3 separate regions of the Mus musculus genome follow, and all the other regions are linked to region 2. A link is a loop called in an ENCODE intact Hi-C map of the cell type or tissue named here. Cell type or tissue: left cerebral cortex. All regions are shown on one strand.

Region 1 (8,000 bases), 140 kb before region 2:
AGGTAGAAAGAAAGAGAGACCAACCATGGCCAGACCATGGCCACGTGGAGAGACGGGGGAAGGGAAAGAGAGAGAAGGAGGGCTAGAGAGTAAGAAAGGTGAGGGTTAAAGAGCGAATGCAGGGTTTCTACTACGTAGTTACTAGGCAGAATCTGCTAAGACTGACTGACTATTATTTTATGCATTTTGGTGGCCTTGTGAATACTAAGCAAGCTATTAGCCTGCTAGCGGTTATCTAACAGACAGTTTTTATGGTCCAGATGTGTCTTGATTTATGATGGGGCCATGTCTCAACAAACCCACTGTAATCTGGTGGCTTACCTAGCCCAGGAACTCAGTAAAGGTAGAATTCGTGTTGTTTTCTCTTGAGACAGTGATAGACTGGCTGGGAGTGGCAGTTCTCTGCCATTGTGCAACATGAGGAAAGACCATCGCATTGCACACTGTTGCTGGAGAAAAGACACCCAAATCCCCCCTCAAAAAAAAGACTGTAAGGTCAAGCCACTGGGAGCTAGGGACCATCTGTGTTAGAAAGGGAAAAAAAAAAAAAAAGCCACAGTGCACAGGGAGTCATTGTCATTGACCACTGAAGGAAGCCCTGAAGTCAGCAAAGTGAGAAGAGTCTACAGCCTCAGGGGCCCACAGGCTCTGAAGCCCACCTTGTACCTCCTGCACAGTGTTCATCTCTAATGACTTCTCAATGCCCCTCATACCCTGTCAATTCTGTATCTCATTGAAGAATACACCATTACCAAGATCAGAGTTTGCAACTTCAAATGCTCTTTAAATCAAACATAATAAACTCCAGAGACTCGTCCGTTCAGTAAGAAAGACCAACAACACCTCCTTCTGCTCTCGGCTCAGTTGCACAATTCAAGAGAGCAAGAGGCAACCTTCCTTGGACTCTTCAAATAATTTCTCTTTTAGAGATGAGGCCATGCACAAGAAAATAGCTCAGCAGGAATTTGAAAGAAAAAAAAAAGAGTGAAACACTAGAGATAAAAGCAGGAAAGCACCATAGTATAACACATGTGCTGCCAAACTTCAGTTATTTAAATGGAATCAGGGACAAGCGGTCAATTTAGAAAGCAGAGATCTGGAAAGATTTGTTCTAAGGAAAAGAATGCACATACGTGTTGGATGGAGGGATATATGACCTCGTTTTGAATAAATAAATCTAAGAATGGTTTATAATTTATGTGAGCCTATTTCCAGCTAGTCTGAAAGGCAATCTAAAACTGTGTTATCAATTAGGAGCCCACTGATGGATTATATACAGTCTGCAAGGGCCTGGGGCTGGACATCTTACAGATGTAAATATCAGACATGCGATAGCCTCCAGAGCACATTAATTCTGTTCTGAAAAGGGGGCACGGGCTGCAGAAGGAGGAAAAGGGGGAACTCTGAGGTCGCCCTTCACCCTCTACCACGCCTCTCATGTTACAAATAAGTGCTCAAGTATGTGGACTTTGGGACGCAGCCACCACCTGGTAGAATGTCACAAAACTTCAAATGCAAGCCAGCCAGCGCTTAAATACCTAAATATTGCCAAAGGCTGCTTGTAAACTGAACTGTGCCAACCCTGCTGAGAACAACTCTTGCCAGGAAGTAGGCTCTACTTGAGACATGCTCGAAGAATGACCAGAGTTCAGGATCTCGTCTTTAGCTCCATTCTACTTACGGCCACCTCCATCCTGATTTTCAGACCCTCTTATATATCCCTTAACAACAAACAGTGAAATGAAGCAGCATTTTGTAGGAGTGGTGAGGTTCCACCCAGTGCCTGGACCTTGGCAAGTGTGTGGCTACTGAGCTACACCCCCAGCCCTTGCAGGGTTAGCTGATGATTTATCTAAGTGAGTTTTACTCTAACCCCAGTAAAGAAAGGTAATCCCAGAACAACAGACAGTCTCTACACGCTCTGATTTCCACTGTGTGATCCGGCTTCATAGTAAGATTCACTTGGAAGGGGTCTTAGGGTGTTATTGCTGTGATGAGACATCATGGCCAAGGCAACTCTTAGAAAAGAAAACAGTTAATTGGGGCTGGCTTACAGTTTCAGAGGTTCAGTCTACTACCATCATGCCAGGAAGCATGGCAATGTGCAAGCAGACATGGTGCTGAAGGAGCCGAGAGGCCTACATTTTGATCCGAAGGCAACAGGGAGAAACTGTCACATGGAGTGTAGCAGCTTGAGCATAGGAGACCTGGAAGCCCACCTCCACAGTGACACACGCTTCCTCCGACAAGGCCACACCTACTCCAACAAGGCCATATACTCCTTATGGGCCAAGCACATTCACACCCATGAGTCTATGGGTGCCACATCTATTCTAAGTGCAACAAAGGGAACATCGTGAAGTTCCAGACCCTATGATCATCCATCTATCTATTATTATTATCTATTATTATCTATGTATCACTCTATACAGTTGCTCTTCCTTCACTCTTTCCACAGTGACATCTCTTCATTCCACATCTCCTACCTCAAACAGAGGAGGCCCTGGTCACAATCTCTTCTCTGCAACACCAAATCCAAACGTGCGGCAAATTTTCTCAACGTAAAAAAATCCCCTTGATGCTTATAAGCCACCACTATTTTTTTCTAAGCAAACCTCAGGAGTTCATATGAGCACTGCCTCTAGGTCCTTTGCCTCATTTCTGAAAGCATGACTTGCTCCAGGACCTGCCTCTCACCCTGCTCTGCCATTCTGTCCCATAAACTCCTGGCCTGCCACCACATCCTATGGCTGTCTTTTTAACCCTTGCTCAACCCGAGAAACTCAACACAGCTGTTCTCTATTCTGTCCTGAAACAACTTGTAACTTGCTTCTAGCAGGGTTTGACTTCCAACCCCACCTGCCCCTAGACTATCTCTTTTCTAACACCTTTCCTGCTTTCCTTCATGTTCAGAGTCCTCTAAGTGACAAGAGACCCCCAGATTCTATCTCTGGGGCTTTTTTCTTCTCTAGTCGCCTGCTACATGATTATAGTCAGATGAGACAGTTGCTAGCTAGACACAATGAATTCCAAATTCAAAAATCTATTCTGTCCCTGTCTCTCGACTCCAGACTTGCATAAGCAGCTATGAGATCCTTTTCTCTGAGTATCTGCTAAACACCAAGACTTTACGCTTACAGAGATCCTAATCCATTCTTGAGTCATAGTCCCAAATTCTACCCATCCGTTCTCCATATGCTCTCTACCGCATTCAGAGCAGTAGCTGAAGTCCTATAATGGCTGGTGAATCAAGGATTATCAGGATTTGGCCCCAAACCATCTGACCTAATGCCCTGTTCCATGCACTAGGCCCCTTTCACCCTACCACAGCCACACTGGCAGCTCTGCAGTTTTTGAGCATAAACAAAACTCAAAGCCTTTGCCTTGGATCCCCTTCCTGCAGTTCTGTCCATCATCTGCAAGGCCTACTTATTCAGATCTCATCAAGGAGCCCCTGTGTAAAGGGGTAAAGTCCCAAAGCTCCAAACATCAGTAATCCCTATGCTATCTCCAAGTTATGTCTGCCTGGTCAGGCATGCTCTCATCTCTTTTGTGTGCCCGTAACAGAATACCACCCATTGAGTGCTGGGTATAAGTGACAGAAGGCATTTTGGAGATTGGGAAGTCTAAGATTCAGAGGCTGCATCTGCTGAGGGATTTCTAAATTGCAGCATTGCAGTCGGCATCACATGGGTGAGAGATAGCAGGAGGTAGGACTCCAGCTTTTTGATAATCAGCATTAATCCATTTATGAGGGTAGAGTCTCGTGACCTAAGGTTTGGGATGGGGGTCGGGAAGAGATGGGGACAGCACAGTCAAAACGAAATAGTATTTACCATTGCTTGGTATACAGTTCTTGTCTATTTGTTTATAATCTGCAACTCTCAACCTCTAAATAAGCTCTTTGTTCTGTTTATACCTTCTGGCCAAGTATTTATCATGCGGCAGGGTGTTTAATACATTCTTATTGAATAAAGTCCAGCTATGTATATTTATTCTAGCTAGTGGCTAGGTGGCAATGACTTGGAAAAATTGCTTCTGTATTATTCAGTAAGAAAAAGACATGGTGCTATTATTATTAATGATGGTGCTATTATTATTAATGAGGGGGCTAGATCCAAACAATGAGCTCACTGTCAGAAACCATGAATAGATAAAAGATGGTAAGGAAATGGGGGTGAGGCCCTGGCTGTGGCTGCTCCCAGATCTGCCAGGGCTTGGTCCTTCACTGAGGTGGGAACCCTAGCAGAGGCAACGGAGAATCAATCTAGGCTCTGTAACTTCCTGTGTGCATGACCCACCCTCATTCTTTCCCAGTTTGCCCTAGTGTGTGTACATAAATAGTATGCATAGGTATACATGCATGCATGCAAGTATAGATGGGTGTGTGCATGAGCCATAGCACAACACAGAAGTCACAAGGTGTCAGTCCGACCTTCTTTGAGAAGGGATATCTTTTCATTGGCTGTTGCTGTCTGGCCTGTGACCTTCAAGAGATTCTATTTCCAACACCCATCTAGCTTAGGATTCTAGATATATATGACCACACTTGACTGCATGTAGGCTCTGGGGATTCAAACTCAGGTCTTCCTGCTTGTGTGGCAAGTCCTTTTTCCTATAAGCAAAAGCCTCAGCCTGTCCTTTCTAGTCCCAACCACATGACCAGGAAGTAATGAATGCTCCTTAGAAACTCAAAATCAGCCTGAGGATCTAGTATCAGAGACATGCTAACAAATGTGCTGTCTACCTAAAAGGCAGAAAAATTGCATTTAGAAACAACTTTCTCTTTATTTGTGCATTCAACCAATAGTGACTTGAAGATGTGTGGAAACACCTGAGTGTCCAAATGATAGAGACCTTTGCTTGTTATTTCCCCAAAGAATGCAGTGTGGCAACCATTTACATAACATTTGCGTGATATTAAGTATTATAAGTAATCTGGGGATAATTTAAGGAATATGAGAGGAAGCACAAAAGCTGTATGTAAATGCCATGCTATTGTATAAGGACGTAAGCTTCTGCAGATGTTTGTGTCCACAGAAAATATCATAGAACCAACCTGAGGGGCTACTGTAATCTGGAATTCCCTCACTTCATTTATCTTTTCTTAATTACAAAAACAACGTGTACTCAGATTGAAATTACGACTACTCCATTATCCTTAAAAGGTAATTGTTAAAATTATGAAATGGGATTCTAGGTCTTATATAAAGGGATACTGTACTATTTTTCTTTAATAATTCAAGTGGGAACCTCAAGTCAGTGTGACTTTTAACACTTTTGAATCACAAACAATGCTAAGCTACCCTGTGTGTTTTGGGGGAAAGACTTGCACCTGATTCTGCTCACAGGCTGTTATTGCAACGACACATGTTGTGCTACTGAGCACTCATGAGGAGAAGCACTGAGGATCACCCGTGGGCTCTGTGGCCCGTGGCAACTTTGCAATCTTCCACAGCTGACCTTCTCCTCCTCCTCTATGCCTTCAGAGGGCTTTCTTTTAATGAAAACTACTCTCATTTAACTTCCTGTGTGGCAGTAAACCTCACCTGCTCCAGAAGACTTCCAGACTCTCTGACCAAATAAAAATGATTGAATATGTGATGTGCATTGGCTCAGAGTACGTGCTTGGCAGAGGAAGGCTGGATCATTTATCTAGCAGTTATGGTTTCATTCTCTCCAAGAAGCTTAAAATGTACAACCCTTTCTTTTTAGACCCAACAGAGTCCCTGGTTTGTGTACACAGTTCCCAAAGACTACAATCTCTCCCCCAGGCAGAGCCTGGATGAGGTCCTATAAGTAAATACTCTGGTCTTCTGGCTTCTCTCGAGTTTTATGTGTCTACAAGGGACCTGGTGTTTGGGAAATGTAGGCCTTCATGCTTAAAGATCAGATCCATCAACTTCCCAGCAACATGAAGGCTTAGGACCTTTCTGGACCTCGGTAAAATCTGAAACTTGAAGCTGTTGTTATTTCAGAAAGCTGTCCTAGTTCTTAAGTGGGGAAGCCTCTAGCTCTTGAGATCTCTCAAGCAACATGCACAAGGGTGCACAAGAGAAAACAGGAGAGAAATTTGGAACAGAATTTTGAGGTCAATAGAGGAGAGGCATCTTGGTATTTCAGAATTGGGAGCTGATATGCGAACAGAGTTCCTAGAAGCTACCACCACTGAGTATAGTGGAGTTCCAGAGAGATAAAGGAGCAACCGCAATCTCAGCCTATAGTGTGATGGTGCTGACTCTATTAGTAGACAACTCTCCTCATTGCTTATCTACAAAACCCTAAAACAAACGTAAAGAATACAGATAGGAAATGCCAAGAAAAGTGAACACCTCCTGTTACTACAAAAGCTGGGTCACTGACATGGCCTTTAAAATAAAGAACGTAAAAGTTCCATGGAATGATAAAATGTATCAAGGAGCCTGGATCAGTACTTGAGCACCTTCCATACATATGGCTGTTTAATATATGCTTAATACATGCCTACTTGATGATCTTCCGTTCTTTCCTACAGAGTTAACCTTCTCAAGAAACATATACAATTAAGTAGATGATATTTTTCTTTAAAATGGAAACAAGAATGCTTGAGGCAGTACATTTGTTCAGTGTGAATATGTGGGGTGCAGTTTACCTTAAAAAAATGAAAAACCAAATACTGACCCGAATTTAAGTCTCGTCCTGGGTTGAAGGCTCGGCTGTTCACGGTAGTAGAGAGTCGATCGCAACTCACTGTTCTTGATACATTGGTGTTGAAGTTCCCATCAAACCTAAAACAACAGAAAAGGATTAGCAGTGTGTACCTGGTGAGTTTCCCATCTAGTAAAAACCATCCATAAAAGTATTCATTCATTTCATGTATGACTAGGCCAGCCCACAAGCAGGAGAATGGTGACTTAACAAGAACAACCAAAAATTTTATTCTAAATAATGCTGAGAAAGAGGAGTACCCATAGCTAGAAGGCTTAGAAGTCAAGTTCAAACGCTAGGAAATTAAAAGAGAACTGACCTTTAAAAGCATTTTTTACTCAATGAACTTGACCTATTACTGTTGATAAAAGCATGTGCAAAGAGATGACAAGATTCAGGCTTGAGCAATGATGCAGTTGTGAAGCAGCTTTTCACTGTATTGTATCTGAGCACCAATGGCCAAGTCTAAGGACAGAACAATAAATGGACATACAAACTGTGGTGTAGAAATATCTTTCTCCTGTCACTCCCAAATAAATGTCTGACATTGAGAGACATAGTCAGTTTTCTTAACCTGAAAATGAAGAAGGAAGGAAGGAAGGAAGGAAGGAAGGAAGGAAGGAAGGAAGGAAGGAAGGAAGAAAGCAAGCAAGCAAGCTTACTTTACAAAGATTTTTTAAAAAGGGTTAAGACTAATGTGTGGACATGCTTCTCTTGGTACCTGATTCAGAACTGGCTCCTACCCTGTCATCATACATAGAAAGCTAAAGTCTCTTGATTTCTTGTAGTAGTTCAACGTTACTACTAAAGACAGAACAATGCTAGTACTCACACTGATCATGGGCAGAGCCAGTACCAGAAAACATTTGCTCCAGAAAACAATAATGTGAAAGAATATACTCGGAAACACATCTGTAGTAAGACTTTTCCTTTAAATCCAGTTATATTGTCTGAATCTGTTTTTGTTTTAAACCCAGGTGTGGGATATGAGGCTGCTTCCGATTGTCGCCAGCAGCTGACAATGATTCGTCTCATACTCTGGCAGAGCAGTGATTCTGCTAGCTGAAGATAGGTTTACATTTGCAATTCTGGGGACTTGTTGGAGGGTATAAAAATGTCAGAGCCTCAAGAGGGTGTGAGGGCCGCTTTTCTCCCTGCTGTTGCTGGGTTGGTCTTGAGCAGAGAGACAAGAAGAAATTGGCTATCCTCATAATGAAGACCAACACTGCTCAAAGGAAATCAATGCCCCTAAACAGAAGGAAGTAGTCTAATGAGATCGACTCCCCCTTTCACCTCTAGTCTTCTTTCTCTCC
Region 2 (8,000 bases):
AATTTCAGCAACAAAACAACTTAAAGGTCTGGAAACTGGCCTTGAGAATTAACAGGTCTACAGATCTCATAAAACACCAAGGTTAAATAAAAGGAGTCAACACCTTTGGGGAGAGGGGAGGGCATGCAGACACTTTCTTCCTGCAGAGGGGGGGAAAAAAGAAAAAAACCTTGTTGCCCCAACCATCCAACTCAACTTAAGGGCATTTGTCGCCGACTGAGTCTCTATCTGTAGAATCCACATTCTAGAACAGAGGGTACATTGCCTTCATTTTAGGCAACTGGCCCACATTTACTTCAGATACCAGACATCTAACTAGCACTGGATGTATTATGCACAAGTACTTCTCCCAAAGCTGACAGTCTGGCTACTTTAAAGGGGGTTCTTCTCACAATTTCCCAGATAGGAGCAAGTGGCAGATCAATGTATATAGTTCAAGAAGGGGAATTTAAATACAGTAAGCACCTCTCCTTTGAAAAAAGGAGAGAGGCCACTTTACATTTTGCCAGACAAAACCCTGTCCACAGGAGGTCCGTTTTCCCAACGGGGTTGCAAAGGTGTTAGAGAGGGGCCAATTGGAAAAGAGATAAAGGGCCATTTGGGCACACACACACCCACCCCACCGACTCCAGCTTTTTTTTTTTCTTAGTGTTTAAAGTGTCTCCCCACCTGAATGACAATGCGTCAGGATCACCTTTTGTCAAGGACCAGGGTGAGAAACCATAAAATTGCTGCCAGAATCTTAGAAATAGCAAGCCTTTAAGATTACAGGAAGGGGGGGGGGGGTACCATCCCTCGTCCTGTCCTAGGAATTGAGTGAAGATGGCAAAGGCGACCTAATCCTGAAAGCAAAACTTCAGGTGGCACCATTTGAAATCCCTTTTGTGAAAAAAAAAAATCCTCTGTGGGAAAACACGGTTCTGTTTGTTTCTAAATTAACGCATTCACCAAGGCAAAGCAAATCTAGATGATTTTACTGCCTCCCAAAGCCCTCCATCCCTAGGTCAGGGCGCCAGCAACCAGAAAATGCACATGGAAGAAATTAAAACTGAACCTAAATCAAGACGAGAGTAGGAAGCAATAGAAAAATGCATTTTAAAAGAGTAGCTGTTATCATGGAAATAAAGAAAATCCCCCTCCGCAGCAGGTCCGGGCTGGATTTCTACAAATAAATGTAAATTTACCCTCCCAGCAAAGCAATCTCTCCACCTTAAAAAAGCTAGGGCCGAGGTGAAACTTGTTTTAAGCATACTGCATGCAGCCTCTTAGGGGGCCTGGGTGGAAGTAGGTTTCTGGGCTCTTTTTCTTTTCTCTCTCTCTCTTTCTCTTTTTCAAGAAAGCCGTCAGAAACCTGAATCCCAAAGAGAAGCAAAACATCTCGCCCGTAGGAGGTGGAATGGTCACTCTAGGTTCGAAATCAGAAACCTATTTTGACACCACATTCCTGAAAACTTCGGCCTTTCGAAGGCCAGTCCCGCCACCATTATTACGGGAATGAGTTAGTTGTCTGGAGCACTAGGCTGTTTCGCTGGCTTGGTACTCGGAGTGTCATCTCATCAGTTCCTAATTGAGTGGGCCTTCTTCGCCAAGAAGATGAGAATAACGGCGCGATAGGATCTCCAGGTGGTTGCTGTCTAGCAATTTTTACAACTGTGGGTTATTAGTAGCATCGTCAGAAATCCTTATCAGCCAAAGGCAATTAATCTACAACCCTAGGGAAGGCCAAAAGACGCAGGGGGAAAAAAATGGAAACCCTATTCACCTTGCCCTTCCCAGCGAAGGCACACACAAACCAGAAATTACACAGCGGACAAGAGGCGACCAATGGCCGCAAGAGCGGAAAGAAAAAGAGTCCCCAGAAGGACTGGAGCGGGGGATCCGCCAGATCAGCCCCTCCCCTCCCCCAAAGCGGCAGGGCAGGGAGAGCGAGCCCCGGTTGCTGGGCCGCCCGGACCCCAACAGTCCTGCGGCCCAGGCGGACAATCTACCTTCGCTCCCTCGCCCACTCGTGCGCCTGGTCTCCAGGACGCTGGGAGGTTTCAAGAGGGTGGAGTGGGGGAGCCTTGGAGAATGCCCCGAGCCGGGCGGGACCGCTGCCTAGGGATGGGAACACAAAGAGGAAAGGGGAGTTTGCAGGAGTGACGAGTGAAAACAAATCTGCGAAGGAAGAGAGTGCAAACTGGGGAAGGAAGCGCGGATAGAGCAGAGAATCCCCAGCCAACAAGAAAGGAGCCGGGGCCGAGAAGAGGGGGAAAGTGGGTGCGGGGCAGAGGCTCTGCAGAAGAGGGCAGCGGCAAATGAGTACACGGGACAGAGAGCACTGGATGTGGTGAAGTCTGCAGGAACCGAGAGGTCCCACAGCCCGCTTGGGCACTCCGTGCAGCGGCCCAGGGCTCTGCGCAGCGGGAGAGCGCTGCAAGTGAGGCGGCGCGAAGGGGGTCGCTTACCTGCATGGTGACCACCCCCAGCTCCTCGGCAGCCAGCCTCCGCATCTGGCTCGCCAGCACTTGCGCCTCGTCCAGGATGGAGAAGTCGGCGTCGGCCACGGCGCCCAAGATCCAGCATGCCACAAGGCAGAGCAGCCAAAGGGGCGGCCGCGGGGCCCCAGGCCAGCCAGGGCAGCGAGGACAGCGGCGGACCACAGCGGCCGGCCTTACGGTCTCCTCTTCCTCCGGCTCGCGGGCCATGCCGCCTCCGGCCACTCCCGCCGACGGGATTCGGGCGCTGGCCGCGGGAGGCGCAGCCCGCCAAACTTTCCTCGTCTCCTGCGCTCTCGGCTCCACGGCGCGGCGGCTGTAGCTGGAAAACTTAGGGGGCGCCCGGCTGCAGCGCGGGCGCGCGGGCGGCCACCATCGCCCGGCGGCAGCGGCTCGAAGACCGCGGCGCCCGCAGGCCGGGCGGGCGGCTGAGAGCACCGGCGGAGCGGCGCCGCCTTCGCTTTCCCGAGTCCCGGCGCAGCCCGGAGACGGCGGCGGCGCCACCAGTGTAGGCGCGGCGAGGCGACCGGGGCGGTCTCCCGGCGAGGAGGGAGAGGGAGGTTTAAAAGACCGAAGTGAGAGAAGAGAAAGGAAAGAAAGCGGCGGGGAAAAGGGAGGTGTCTGGTGCCACCACGCTGCGCTCCGGCTCCGTACACTTCCCGGCTCCGCCGCTGCCGCTGCAGCGGTGATTTATGGAAAGAGGAGGGAGGCGGGGAAAGTCCCGCGCTCGCCCCTCCTCTCCCTCCTTGCACGGGGCGACGCCCTGGGACGCTGGGGGCCCGGGATACTGGGGGACCTCGCTTGCACAGGACCCTTCTGGCCTGAGAAGGGGATCATTTGAGACCTTCCCATAGCTGGCCACGCGACCGCCCCCACCCCCTGACTCGGCCCGTGCAGGAGATCTCGGGTCCCAAGTGTTACAGGTTCCACCCACCCACCACCCAAAGTCCCTTTTAAGTTCGAGAACTCGGGCTTTCTGCCTGACCCAGACCTAGGAAGGGAGCAACTGTCTTTAGAGCTTTAACTCCCTTTCCTCATTTTTTATTAGTAACAATAGCTCGCCCTCGTGGGCACAGCGGACTTGGTTTGTAACCAGCTATCATGTGGCCAGCACAATACTCTGAGGTCTACATTCAGTGTGTGTGACTCATTATCCTTTAATCCCAGGACGAGGCTAAGAGGTTGTATCTTGATCCTGAATTTTCAGGTAACAAACTCCGAGCCTTAGGGAGTTGCAACAAATAGCTGAAGGTCACCCAGGGATAAGCTACTGACCCAGAGTTTAAGCACAAGTATTACTTTCAGGCCTGTGCTCTGACCTTCCACTGGATGTTTCTCTCTCTCTCTCTCTCTCTCTCTCTCTCTCTCTCTCTCTCTCTCTCTCCTCCCTCCCTCCTTCCCTCCCTCCCTCCCTCCCTCCTGCCCTCTCTCTTTGTGTTTGTGTGTATAAATCCATCTGACTCCATTACAGGCAAAAATAACAAATAAAAAATAAAAACGAAAACAAAGCTGAAGTTGAGCTCATAGCATCCTCCTGCTTTCATAAGCATGGCAGGTATGGCTCCTGAGTACTGGATCAGGCTCTCTGAGAGCCACCATAGAGAAACAAGTGTGTGCTGCAGGGCGAGTGTCCCTGTATAAAGCATTCATTCACTTTCCTATAGACTATGAATGTGCTGCTTCAAGAGTCCTAGAAACTACAGCTATGGGTAGGCAAATGTGAGGGGAGGGGGTAACTGAGAATGCCCCCCACCATACTCTTATGTTTGAGTACTTGGTCCCCAATTTGGGGCTGTTTGGGAACAATTAGAAGGTGTGGTCATTTTGGAGGAGTGTGCCACTAGGGATGGTCTTTGAGGTTTAAAAAAAACATTCTGGAGAGATGGCTTAGCGGTTAAGACCACTGACTGTTCTTCCGAAGGTTCAGAGTTCAAATCCCAGCAACCACATGGTGGCTCACAACCATCCATAATGAGATCTGATGCCCTCTTCTGGGGTGTCTGAAGACAGCTACAGTGTACTTATGTGTAATAAATAAACAAATCTTTAAAAAAAAATTCTCAGTTAGCTCTCTCTGCCCCAGGACTGTGTCTGGACACGTGAACTCTCAGCTACTGCTCCAGAAACATGCCTGTCTTTCATCATGCCCCCCCCCCCACATCCCCTCTATGATAGCCATGGATTCTAACTCCCTGAAACCATGAGCCCCAAATAAAACATTTTATTTTATGAGTCGTCTTGGTCATGATGTCTTATCATGGCAATAGAAAAGTAACAAATACAACAGGTTATAGGGTTTGCCTACGTTAACTACCAGAGGCGGAGCAGGAAAACAAAACTAGTTATTCTTTGCTTTACTTGATAGTAACGCCTTCCAGTTTCTCTCTTTGATTTTTAAGAACTCAGTCATAGCCAGGCAGTGGTGGCACAAACCTTTGATCTCAGCACTTGGGAGGCAGAGACAGGCAGATTTCTGAGTGTGAGGCCAACCTGGTGGTCTACAGAGTGAGTTCCATGACAGCCAGGGCTATACAGAGAAACCCTGTCTCAAAAAGAAAAAAAAAAAATCTTAGTAATAAAAACTGAGCTTCTGAGCTGAAGAAAGAACTCAGTTAATAAGATGCCTACTAGGTGCAAGCATGAGAACATGAATTTTGATCCCAGCACCCAAGTAAATACTAGGCATGATGGTGTTTCTCTGTAACAAGGTGTAGGTGAAGGGACAGCAGAGATGTGTGGACCCAGCTTAGCCAACCTGAGCTCTGGACTCAGTGAGAAACCCTGTCACAAAAAAAAACCTTAAGTGGAGAGTGACTGAGGACAACACCCAAGGCCGACTTCTGTCCTCTGCCCTCTTCTACCATCTCCATCAAGCACAGGATACACACCTGTGCAGCTTCTCTCAGAAGCATCCCGAGGGCCTATCTTACCTCACTGGGATCATTTCCCTAATTTTTTCTTTGCCCGTTTCTATGGTTTCTGTCCTTTTAGCATGTTTTCATTGGGCAGCACCTGTAACAGCCCTAGCTTGGCAGGGCCATCATCTACTACTACCTGTGCTATTTATGATGTTTGTTTTACTAGGGTGGGCTTCGTGAATGCAGAATCCTGTCACCTCTACACCATTTGCATAGGCACATAGTATATCCTGGAAAATGCGGTAAAGAGCCTGTGTGTTTGGACCTGTTGTTGCATCATGGGATATGCATGCTACTCTCTCATCTCCACAGGTCTGAAGTACCAGCGTGAGCTACAAGGAAGCTCCTGAGTTGGTGACTCATGTATACCAGAGTTCTGGCACTTAGCTCAGTAAGTTCTTAATATGAAAGAAAGAACATGTGACTATTCTCATCTAACCAATGGGGGAAAGCCGATAGTTAAAGGCTGGGGCTGGAGAGATGGCCTAGCAATTAAGAGCACTGACTGCTTTTCCAGAGGTCCAGAGTTCAATTCCCAGCAACCACATGCTGGCTCACAACTATCTGTCATGGGAACTGATGCCCTCTTCTGCTGTGTCTGAAGACAGCTATAGTGCACTCATATACATAAAATAAACAAATAAAAATAATTTTTAAAAAAGGTTTAGATGGTAGTGTCAGTGTGCACCCTGAGTCTAGTGCAGTGATAAACTCCACAACCCAAAGGAAATTGAGGAGGAGGAAAGAATTTATTTGGCTTTTCTATTCCAAGTTGCAGTCCATTGCAGCAAGCCAAGGCAGGAACCTGGAGGCAGGACCTGAAGCAGAAGCCATAAAGGGGTGGGGTGCTGCTTACTTGCTTGCTCCCCATGGCTTGCTCGGCTTGCTTTTTTATAGAACCACTTGCTCGGGGTGGTCCAACTCCTTCTGCAGGAATCATTAATCAAAGAAATGCCCCAATAGACTTGTCTACAAGCCAATCCGATGAAGGCATCTTCCTTTTAAGATTGTTTTCTCCTGGGCTGGTGAGATGGCTCAGTGGGTAAGAGCACCCGACTGCTCTTCCGAAGGTCAGGAGTTCAAATCCCAGCAACCACATGGTGGCTCACAACCATCCATAACGAGATCTGACTCCCTCTTCTGGAGTGTCTGAGGACAGCTGCAGTGTACTTACATATAATAAATAAATAAATAAATCTTAAAAAAAAAAAAAAAAAAGATTGTTTTCTCCCACCAGGCAGTGGTGGTCCATGAGTTGGAGGCCAGCCTGGTGGTCTACAGAGAGCTCTAAGAAAGCCAGGGCTACACATCGAAATCTTGTCTAAAAACCCTCAACTCCAAAAAAGATTTTTTTTTTTCCCCAATTAAGATTTCCTCTTCTCAGGCATGTCTAGGTTTGTGACAAGTTGACAAAAACAAACCAGCACACATATCTATTGATCAAAGTGTGTCACTTGGTAAGCACCTAATCCTTAATGTTTTCAGTCTCTATCAGCGAAGTTATCTGTGCACGGACCCCCAAGTCACCATTAAAGAGGCTTTCTGGTAAGGCAACTAATTAGAACAAGACAGGCAGGAAGGCAACATCAAGCCAGTAAAGAACATCTGTAGCAAAATGTTTGCTACAGCAAATCTTTCTTTATTCACAAATATTAAGGTATACCAGGAGGGGAGCCATATGCCCACAAAGCTACCACTCTAGGGGCCAAGGTCAGAGGACTACTGTGCCTGGCAGTGAACTGTATAGGAAGACTACAACAACAGCAATAATTAGGGTTGGGGGGGTCATGGCAACCATAATTCCATATATTTCTCTCTCTCTCTCTCTCTCTCTATATATATATATATATATATACATACATATATATGCATACACATGTATGTATACATATATGCATATATGGTCATGATCATAATGCATGTGCGTATATATGCTTATATATACAGATATATGTGACACTATAGTTTATAGATATACATTTCTGTACATTTGCATATGGATATATTTAGTCTTATAAATATGCATGTATTATATATATTTATGTGTGTGTGTGTGTGTGTGTGTGTGTGTGTGTATAATTTATATATGTGTGTGAATGCCCAGTGGTATACCAAAAGTGGGAACATAGATTTGGTTCCCATGAGTCCTCTCCACAAAGCAGAATTTCTCCTAGCCTCTGTTTCTATACCCATACAATGTGAACTGTACTGCCTAGGGTCCGTGTGGTCAGGTACATAAACAGTCATCAGCATAGCCTGTAGGAGCTATGAGAGAGAAAATACAGTAAGCTCAGAAAGCCAACCAGAGAGAAGCAGGAGGGGACTTCATACAACCTGTGTCCTGACAGGCCACCACCCAAATCCAAACTAATGTGACTTCCGGATGTTCTCATTTCAAATTCAGAAGATGTGTTCTTCCCTTGGGTTACAACGTAACACTAACGATCGGGTTGAACCATTCTGTCTACACAAAGAAGATATGATTAGGTGTGTAGCTATTTGAAATGATGAAAAAAGATAACAGAAATTGCCATACCTGTTTAGAGAGGAATAGATGAACTTCATCCATCTCTATTCACTGTGGACTTCATCTGGTGGCCTTCTC
Region 3 (8,000 bases), 130 kb before region 2:
CCACATTTCATGAATATTCATATGCCCACCCATTTCATGAATATTCATATGCCCACTCATTCTGAGATGCCCAGAAGGTTTAACAAACGGGCGCTGACTCATTTGAATGGTTACAAACCACTTGGCATCTAGTGACATCAGAATCACTTAGAATGGATGCTGGAGGTAGACTTTTGGACCCTGCCTTTGCAGACATCAATGTATTGTTTTGGGGGCATGGAATCCGAGTTTAGCTGATTCTGAGAAACAAGAAAGCCCTTCAGAGTTGTCACAACGTTTAAAAATAAGTGGAGAGAATTGCTTTCTCCATGAGCACAGGTGCTCCATAGTATGTCTAAAAGACACGTAAAGACAGAAGGTGTTTGGATTCTGTTCACTGAAGACAGGGAGTCTTTAGATTTGGTTTGGGTCAAGAGCACCCAGGTCTGCCTGTAGTTCCTAGTGAGACATTGCCGTGTAAATTCTGAGCCCCCTTTCACCTACCTATTTCACAGTAGAGACAAGTGAAACCTAGGATATACAGCAAGGGAAGGAAGCCAAGGGGACTTGAATTCAGGACCCAACTCTTTGCTGAGACAAATAACACAACAGTCTGCTTCTAAATGACACAGACGGGAAAGCTCACTGCAAAGGGCTATTCAGGATGGTGTTGGACACACCCTGGCAGGGAACGTCTAGGCTGAGACATCGTCCCTGAGTGCCTAGACAGGGTGTCCACAGTCAGGAGATCTGCTTTGAGCCCCACCCTTGGAGAGCTGATATTGGTAAGGGTCTTTGTAAAATGAAAGCTGGCTTACTGGAAGCCAGGAGAGCAAGGACCTATCATTAGGGGTTTATTTCCTCCTCAGAGCAGATCTCTAAGAGCATTACTGAGAACATCTTCATAGCAATAAAAATGGAAGTGGTTCGCTAACAAGAGCACTAATCCATGCACCTTTGTTGGCCATAAGACAGTTTGACAAGGCAGTGTGTGTCATTATCGTTATGATTGCTATCTCCTAGGCTTCTCCTCTGACTGACACAACCTTCCTTTCTGACCACAGCAGACTCAGCACATGCTTGTCTGCTGACCCCCAGTGTCCTGTGTGCCTTCTCCTCAGGGCAGGCAACCTACAGGCAACCTACATTCCTCCTCAGCTCCTCTCAGGATGGCTTCTCACCCAAGCCCCTACCCAGCCACAACCTGAGTGCAGTTGCTCTACTTTGTAGTTACAATCCTGTGCCTTGTTCCTGCTTGTGTGTGTGTGTGTGTGTGTGTGTGTGTGTGTGTGTGTGTGTGTGTGGCGGGGGTGTGTTTTTTTTGTCTGCATTGTTTTATAATCATATTTAACATACTGCCGTTGTCAGGAAAACTGCATTCAAGGGGGCAAGGCAACCCTCTAGGGCGGTTCCTGTAGTCATTCCCCCAAGACAGCACTTTCTAATATGATCCAGTGGTGATTAGGCTCCATGAATACAACTTTCAGGGACAAGGGAACATAAATAATGAAATGATGCCATCAATAAAAATCCAAAATTAAGATGAGTAATTTCTCTTACTCATGTTAGCGCTTTCCACTCTATCAAATAAAGATTTGTTTGACTGGCAGGAGTGGTGCTTGCTCCCCTTTAATCCCAGCACTTCAGAGGCAGGGGCAGGTGGATCTCAGAGTTCAAGGCCAGCCAGTGCTACACAGAGAAACACTATCTCGAACCTCCCCCTCCCCCCAGAGGGGGGCAAAATGGTTATTACTGAGGAGGGTAATAAGCAGTTATGAAAGCCTGTAAGGCAACCTGGCCCCCGGCAGCTCTTGAATGGTCTTCAGGCTGCGTCAAGTTTCCTTGGAGTCCGTGCTGCGCCTCAGCCGCTGTGCATGCACCCATCTACTTTCAAATTCATGTAAAGCCTGGAACTAGGTCCACCCTGATGCTTTCTTCATTGCCTATGCCACTGATGAGCCAGTCAGGTGAGGAGATGGCTAGAGAAGGTAGAAAGGAATGGAGGAGGAGGAAGTTGGAGGAGGAATAGGGGGAGGAGGAAGTTGGAGGAGGAAAAGTGGGGGGGGGGAGGGGAAGGCGAGGGGAAGGGGGAAGTGTCTGGGCTAGCAGGCCAGCTAGGGGATTATCTCCCAGTTCTCTGCTCACACAGGATCAATGCCTGCTGTTGTCCGGACTCCAAAGCAGCTGAACTCTAAACAGGGGAAGGAAACCTGCTTAGTCATCTTGATCCATTAGTTACCTCCTGACCTAGGAAGAATGGTCACCGGCCCAAAGGCAAGAACACATTTAATGTACATGTGCAAGAAAAGCAATTTATAAAAAGCAACATGCTAGTCACTCGCTCAGATTTGGAGCCCATGGACATGAAGTTCATGGTTGAGATTCTTTATAAAAACTTGTCAGCTACTCCTAGGACTTACCTAAACCAATTTTGCAGGGAGGGGTATTTCAGCGGCTAGTCAGATGAATCCAGGTTTATAGAGAGGTCAAGAAATAGAAAAAAAAAAGCCCATGCATTTTCATATAAGATGCATAGGCGATCAGTTTAAATGGTTTGATTCATCCCATCCTTCATATTTATGACTTCAAAAAGAAAAAAAATCCTACCTAAAACTCCTTTACACCTTGAGTCTTAAAAAAAAAAAAAGATATTGGATTAAATCTGACTTCTCTGCTTATTTTCCTAAGATAAAGCCAGTGCCTAGAATCCAGTTTCTAGAGAAATGACTCCACCTCTCCCACACCCTTAAGAAAGAAAGGAGAGAGGGGGAAAGCCTGCCTTTCGGATTTGCTTTCATGAACAACTGATCGAACTGCTGTCCCGAGGGAGAAAACAGGGCTGTGACTCCCACTTTGATCTCTTCCCCATGGAGAAATTCACTCCCCTGCCTGCCTTGCAAGATGTTCATTTGATTGACGCTTGCTCTGATGTGCAAACTGCTTTGAACTTCAGACATTTAATTCCCATCAGGCTGCAGTCATTTTTATTCTCCTTCAACAGGATTTACAAGCAGGAGATCAGCAAATGTAGAAGATAAAATAAATTTGCAGAAGCTTTGAATCTCACATCAAAACAGTGTTCAAGTGACTTCCAATTGGATTCCGTTCAGCCCCGATCCAGTGTGTAAATCAACTTTCAGTGGAGTCCCGACTTAGAAAGAAAAAGATATAAAGGGAAGACAGACGTACACACCCCTTTTGGGCTTTACTTCCTGAATCTGTATCTTGGTCTTTGTCTAAATTCCCCGGGGAAGGTGATTTGCCAGGCAAATCATTTAGGATCCTGGGTTTTTCTGAACATTTCCAGGGAAGCCGACCCAATTTATCACAGTGCTCACAAAACCCAAACGCCTGGTGTGGGTTCCCAGGGTGGTGGTGAAATGTGGTATTGTTCATGATTATGTTTTTTAAGTCAATGATTTAAAAAGCAAATCCTTGGGGATTTCTCAGAAGAGTAAGGCTTAGAGTTCAGGAGTCCATAAGCAGAGCCAGAGTGATGGCGGCGGAAGGGCTGAGGGGCTTTTTCTATTTGTTTGTTTCTTTTTAATCACTGGTAAACTACAGAGACAAGTGTAAAAGTCTCTCTCTCTCTCTCTCTCTCTCTCTCTCCTTTCTCCCGAAAGCAAAGCTAATATCAGTTCTGATGGGAGTGGGGAGCAAACACAGAGACTCTCAATGGAGCTCTTAGGTCCAGCAGGCCCTGGCTGCCTGCTGCACTGCTGTTTTAAGAGCCACACACAGAGGAAACCATGGCACACACCAATAGCTTAAGGAGTCTCAAGGGAAGGTACAGACATAGGACTGCCTGTGCCTCACACACCCCCTGGCCCCAGTGACAGCCCGTAGTTGCTGGCTCACTGTCACCTGACAGGAGAGGTAGCTCCTCGCCACCATTCAGCCAGGTGCCCGACTGTTCATTGCTTCTTGGACTTGGCTGCTTTCCAAATATTTGAGCAACACCCGTTGAAAAGAACTGAAAACAAGGACTCCTTATCTTCCACTTAACTGCCCATAAGAATAAAGTTAAAACAAGAAAGAGCTAAGATAAAAATCGAACATCTGCATTGGCAAATATTTAAACTCTGAATGGTGGAGGAAAGGGGTAAGAATAAAGCCACTTCAAACAGGAGCTATCGAATTTATAAAGCCATTGATACTCACCTCCCCCAACCGAGCTCACCTAGTCAAACACCTAAATGAATGGGCAAACGGAAAAGCTGTCAAATAACACGCAATCACATTGCAAGAGAGGGGGTTTTCCCTCCATCTCCTCAGAGATGGGAGTGATAAGTCACATTCTTTTTGTTCTTATCAGCAATAAGGATTAAATCTCTGGGGTTCAATAATGGCAGAATAGAAACAAGAGATGGTTTCCAATGTCCTTGGATGGTGGGGCATTCAGAGCACAGGGTGCCTCCCTAAACATCACAGAGAACACTACATTCCTTCCCTACCATTTCCTCAGCACAACACATCACCAACAGGTAGCCTCATTGTGACCTTGGGTCACATATTCATATGTATATAGAAATTGATCATTCTGTGAAAAATGCTAAGCGGTTGGACAGGTGACATCTGGGAGACTTAGGAGGGAAGATATCACCACACCATTTATCCAGATCTTCTTCCTTAGCAGGCTGATGAGAAGACTAGGCACAGGAGAAAAGTATAAGATAAAGGACCATGCTCTGGTAGCACCCTGTGTGCCATTCCATGTCACCTCTGCCCACTGTCCACTTGACCTGCCGTCCCGTAGGATGGCCACACTTCACACTGCTATTTACTTAAACACCCCTCTTTTGGGCTTGGAAGACACAAAGAGGGGGTGCTCCTTCCCTGTACTTCTCTATGCTCGGGGGTCTTTCCCAGGGTCAGACCTATGAGGAACTGGTCACTATCGCTAAGTGAAGAAATATAGGAAGTTTAGAGGTGCATGTCTCAGGCTACCCCAGAGACTGCAATGTGTGTATTTTCCTCTTTCGGTAAATAGTGGACGGCTGTGGGCTGTACCACACAGACATCAAAGACAGTAATCAAGAACCTCAGAGAGCAGGTGACCTTGGAGATGAGCTAGTCCAGCTTTTAGCTTATGTGCACTAAGGGGAGAGGGAGGTCTGCCCAAACCACCCCGTTTTACAAAGGACATAAGCCATGCAGGGTGCGGAGTACTAAGGGCTGATGCGCCTGAGGAAAGATATTAGCCCTGTGGTTGAGGACAGATGCGCACACCATCAAACTGGATGAGAGGTAACAGCCAGAGGGGCTCTCCAACTTAAAAATGCTTTGCAATTTCAGTACCAGAAAGCATACAAAACAGCTTACGGGTTGGTTTTCTGCTGTGACAAGGGCTATTCTTTAAGCCTAGAATGGCCCTCTAACTAGCATCCCCTCGCCCAACACAAACACACACACACACACACACACACACACACACACACACACACACACACACACCAGATTTCTAAAAGAAAAAAAAAATCACCAGACCAATTCTACTTAAAATTCGTAAAAGGCAGAATGTGAAATCCGATACTGGATGCATCGAGCTGTCTATCATCCTTTGGTCAGCACAGGTAACAGAGAAATCTAAAAAGTGAGGTCATTGCTCAGCCCCCTGCAAGTGGATGCCTCTGGAGTGAAGCCCCTTCTTGCCAATAGTGCTCTCACAGATGCAGCTACAAATCCCCACCCCCATCCCCACCCCCACCAGAAATGGCACACACTGCTGCAGAAACACAGTTCTGGCTTCAGTCTAAGAAACAAAATCTAGTTGTTAAAATCTTTATATTCAGCTAATCATTTAAGGAGTCTTTCCACAGCCCTAAATTCTAAGAAGAAACATAATGTAGCAACTCAAAGCACAGGTGAGCCATCCTCGCTGCTATTTCACCTTCAGACAAGTTATTCCATCATTCTAAGAAAAACTCACGTGAGCCAGGCACGACGGTACATGTTTATAATTCTACCACTCGGGAGATAGAGGCAGGAGAATCTGAGAGGTCTGAGCCAGTCTGTGCTACACAGTGAGAGCCTGTCTCAAACAAGAGAAGAAAAGATATAGAAAGAAAATCCCATTTGGAATCAGGAACCCAGATTCTAAACCCACCTCCCAGAGCCCTGCTATACCTCTCTACACTGTTTTCTTCTCTTCAGAATGGAGGGAGGCAAGGCTACACATTAGGCAGAAACAGTTCCTACCCCATGGGACTCAGGAGGTATTGTTACTGAAATACAAATGAATGGAAACCATTTTCTGTAAGTTTCATATTATAACCGAGTAGGTTTTTTTTTAGAAATGCAAAATCTTTGTTGAATTCTTAGGTCAGCTCCAGGCCTGCTGGTACCAATATCCATAAAGCTTGGGTCAGTGCTTACTTGGCCTGCAGGTAGTAACTGCTGAAGGAATTGGAGATGGAAGGGCCGGATAAGCAAGGGCAAGAGACTTGAAAGGGAAGAATTTCCATCCAGTGCTTTGTGGACATAACACATCTTCCTGGGGAAGGAACAGGGCTTGAAAGAAAATTAAACACAGTTGTCAAAGGACCATTTCTTTGGCCTTGTGATCCAGAAAGAACAAAAGAGCAGAAGTCCTCTTCACAAAAACACCCAAGTCACAATGTTTCATTCTACCAGAAAAAGAGTAACAAGAAATTGAACCATGTCTTCATTTCCATGTATGCTACCTTAGAATCAGGCTTGAAAAAAGAACCCGGGTCAGCTGCTATGTCCAGAAATAGCATTATATAGAAAAACTGACACTAAACATTCTTGAAGTGACCTGACCACTATACGTGCATTACAACACACCAGTGTCCCGTATCAAGAGGAATGATTTCATGTACCAGGTAAAAAATATCTTTAAAATAAATGGACACATTTCCTGAACTACTATGCACATAACAGAATGAGGTGCAAATGTTTATGGGCTTAGAGTAGAAAGATGCAAGGGTTAACTAACCCCAATGACTTTTCTAACATCTCCAGTGAGTTATCATCCAAATTAGCAAGTCACAGTCAATTCATTCACACGCAATTCATTCACAGGCAACTCATTTTCCTTGCAAATCTTTAACCTTTATTTTTACTCTTCACAGATTTCCATCCTCTAAGAAACTCGATTTAAAAAATTAGAAGTATCTTATAAAATCCTCCTTGGGGCTGGAGAGATGGCACCATGGACAAGAGCACTGGACCATCTCGCAGAGGACATAGGTTTGGTTTCCAGCACCTACATGGCACTTACAACTGCCTGGAAATCCATTTCCAGGAAACCTGTCACTTACTTCTGGCCTCCCCAGACACCAGGCACACATGTGGTACACATACATATATGTAGGCAGAACACACACACACACTCACAAAAAATGAAAATAAATCTTTAAAAAGGTATTCAAAAATCTCCCTCCTTACCTAAATCTCTAATAAGCCTTAGTGACAGTGACATTGTCTCTCCTAAGACTGTGGACTGTGTTTGTGTTTCCATAGTCTACAGTGCTACTTACACTTTATGTAGCTAGTATTGCCTTGCAGGGTATTATTCCTCTATATTGTTGGGCGTGGGGACATGTCATAGTGCAGAGGTCCAAGGACAACTTTCTGGAGTTAGTTCTCTCTGTCCATCTCACATGGGTTCTGAGACTTAAACTTAAATTGTCAGGCTTATCAGCCTGACACCGTTTGTCTTTCTGTGAGGAACAAATTGGCCCCACTGATGGACATCTTGTCTCTTCACTATAGTTATTCTTCATTTCCCAATGGGTTCTCTTGACCAAATCATGAGCCCTATTGCAATCTGATTTGTTTGAAAACTTAGTGCGTATAGAAAGTGCTCTCCTACATGACTTGGAAGGAATCTCCAGGCCCCAGAGCACCTATCTCCCTTGCACTGGGCTTCAGCTCTGCCTTCCCCTTTCCCTAAGGGCTTGCTTTATGGACACCTGCTCCTTTTCTGCTCTGAAATATTCATCTCCTAGACCAATGTGCAAAAGTGTGGTTCAAGGCTCACGTTCTGTTCTACACCA

What was found. Hi-C counts contacts between places; a loop is a spot of excess contacts. Peaks named below come from ENCODE experiments on the same cell type or tissue, not always from the same donor. Only the 100,000 strongest peaks of a DNase experiment are listed, where the experiment ranks them.
Region 1: it touches region 2 in a loop (2.6-fold over the local background); 4 of 42 quality-filtered maps call a loop at or near these places.
Region 3: it touches region 2 in a loop (2.4-fold over the local background); 5 of 42 quality-filtered maps call a loop at or near these places.

The regions. Positions count from the first base shown.
Region 1 is chr4:100,916,809-100,924,808 of GRCm38, reverse strand. Cachd1 (cache domain containing 1) reads right to left here. Exons shown (of 27, transcript NM_198037.1): 4 at 6,661-6,767. Among named protein-coding and RNA genes, the nearest start is that of Cachd1, 140 kb to the right of the region's middle. In left cerebral cortex, no CTCF peak of the experiment used is centred here; a DNase peak (open chromatin) is centred at 3,145.
Region 2 is chr4:100,771,816-100,779,815 of GRCm38, reverse strand. It overlaps Cachd1 (cache domain containing 1), which reads right to left and starts at 3,137. Exons shown (of 27, transcript NM_198037.1): 1 at 2,448-3,137. The coding sequence starts at 2,687. In left cerebral cortex, a CTCF peak has its summit at 3,144; DNase peaks (open chromatin) are centred at 2,305, 2,802, 3,068 and 3,513; H3K4me3 peaks cover 2,649 bases; H3K27ac peaks cover 1,323 bases.
Region 3 is chr4:100,905,968-100,913,967 of GRCm38, reverse strand. The region is part of intron 3 of Cachd1 (cache domain containing 1); the gene reads right to left. Among named protein-coding and RNA genes, the nearest start is that of Cachd1, 130 kb to the right of the region's middle. In left cerebral cortex, a CTCF peak has its summit at 3,326; DNase peaks (open chromatin) are centred at 100, 1,781, 3,097 and 3,783.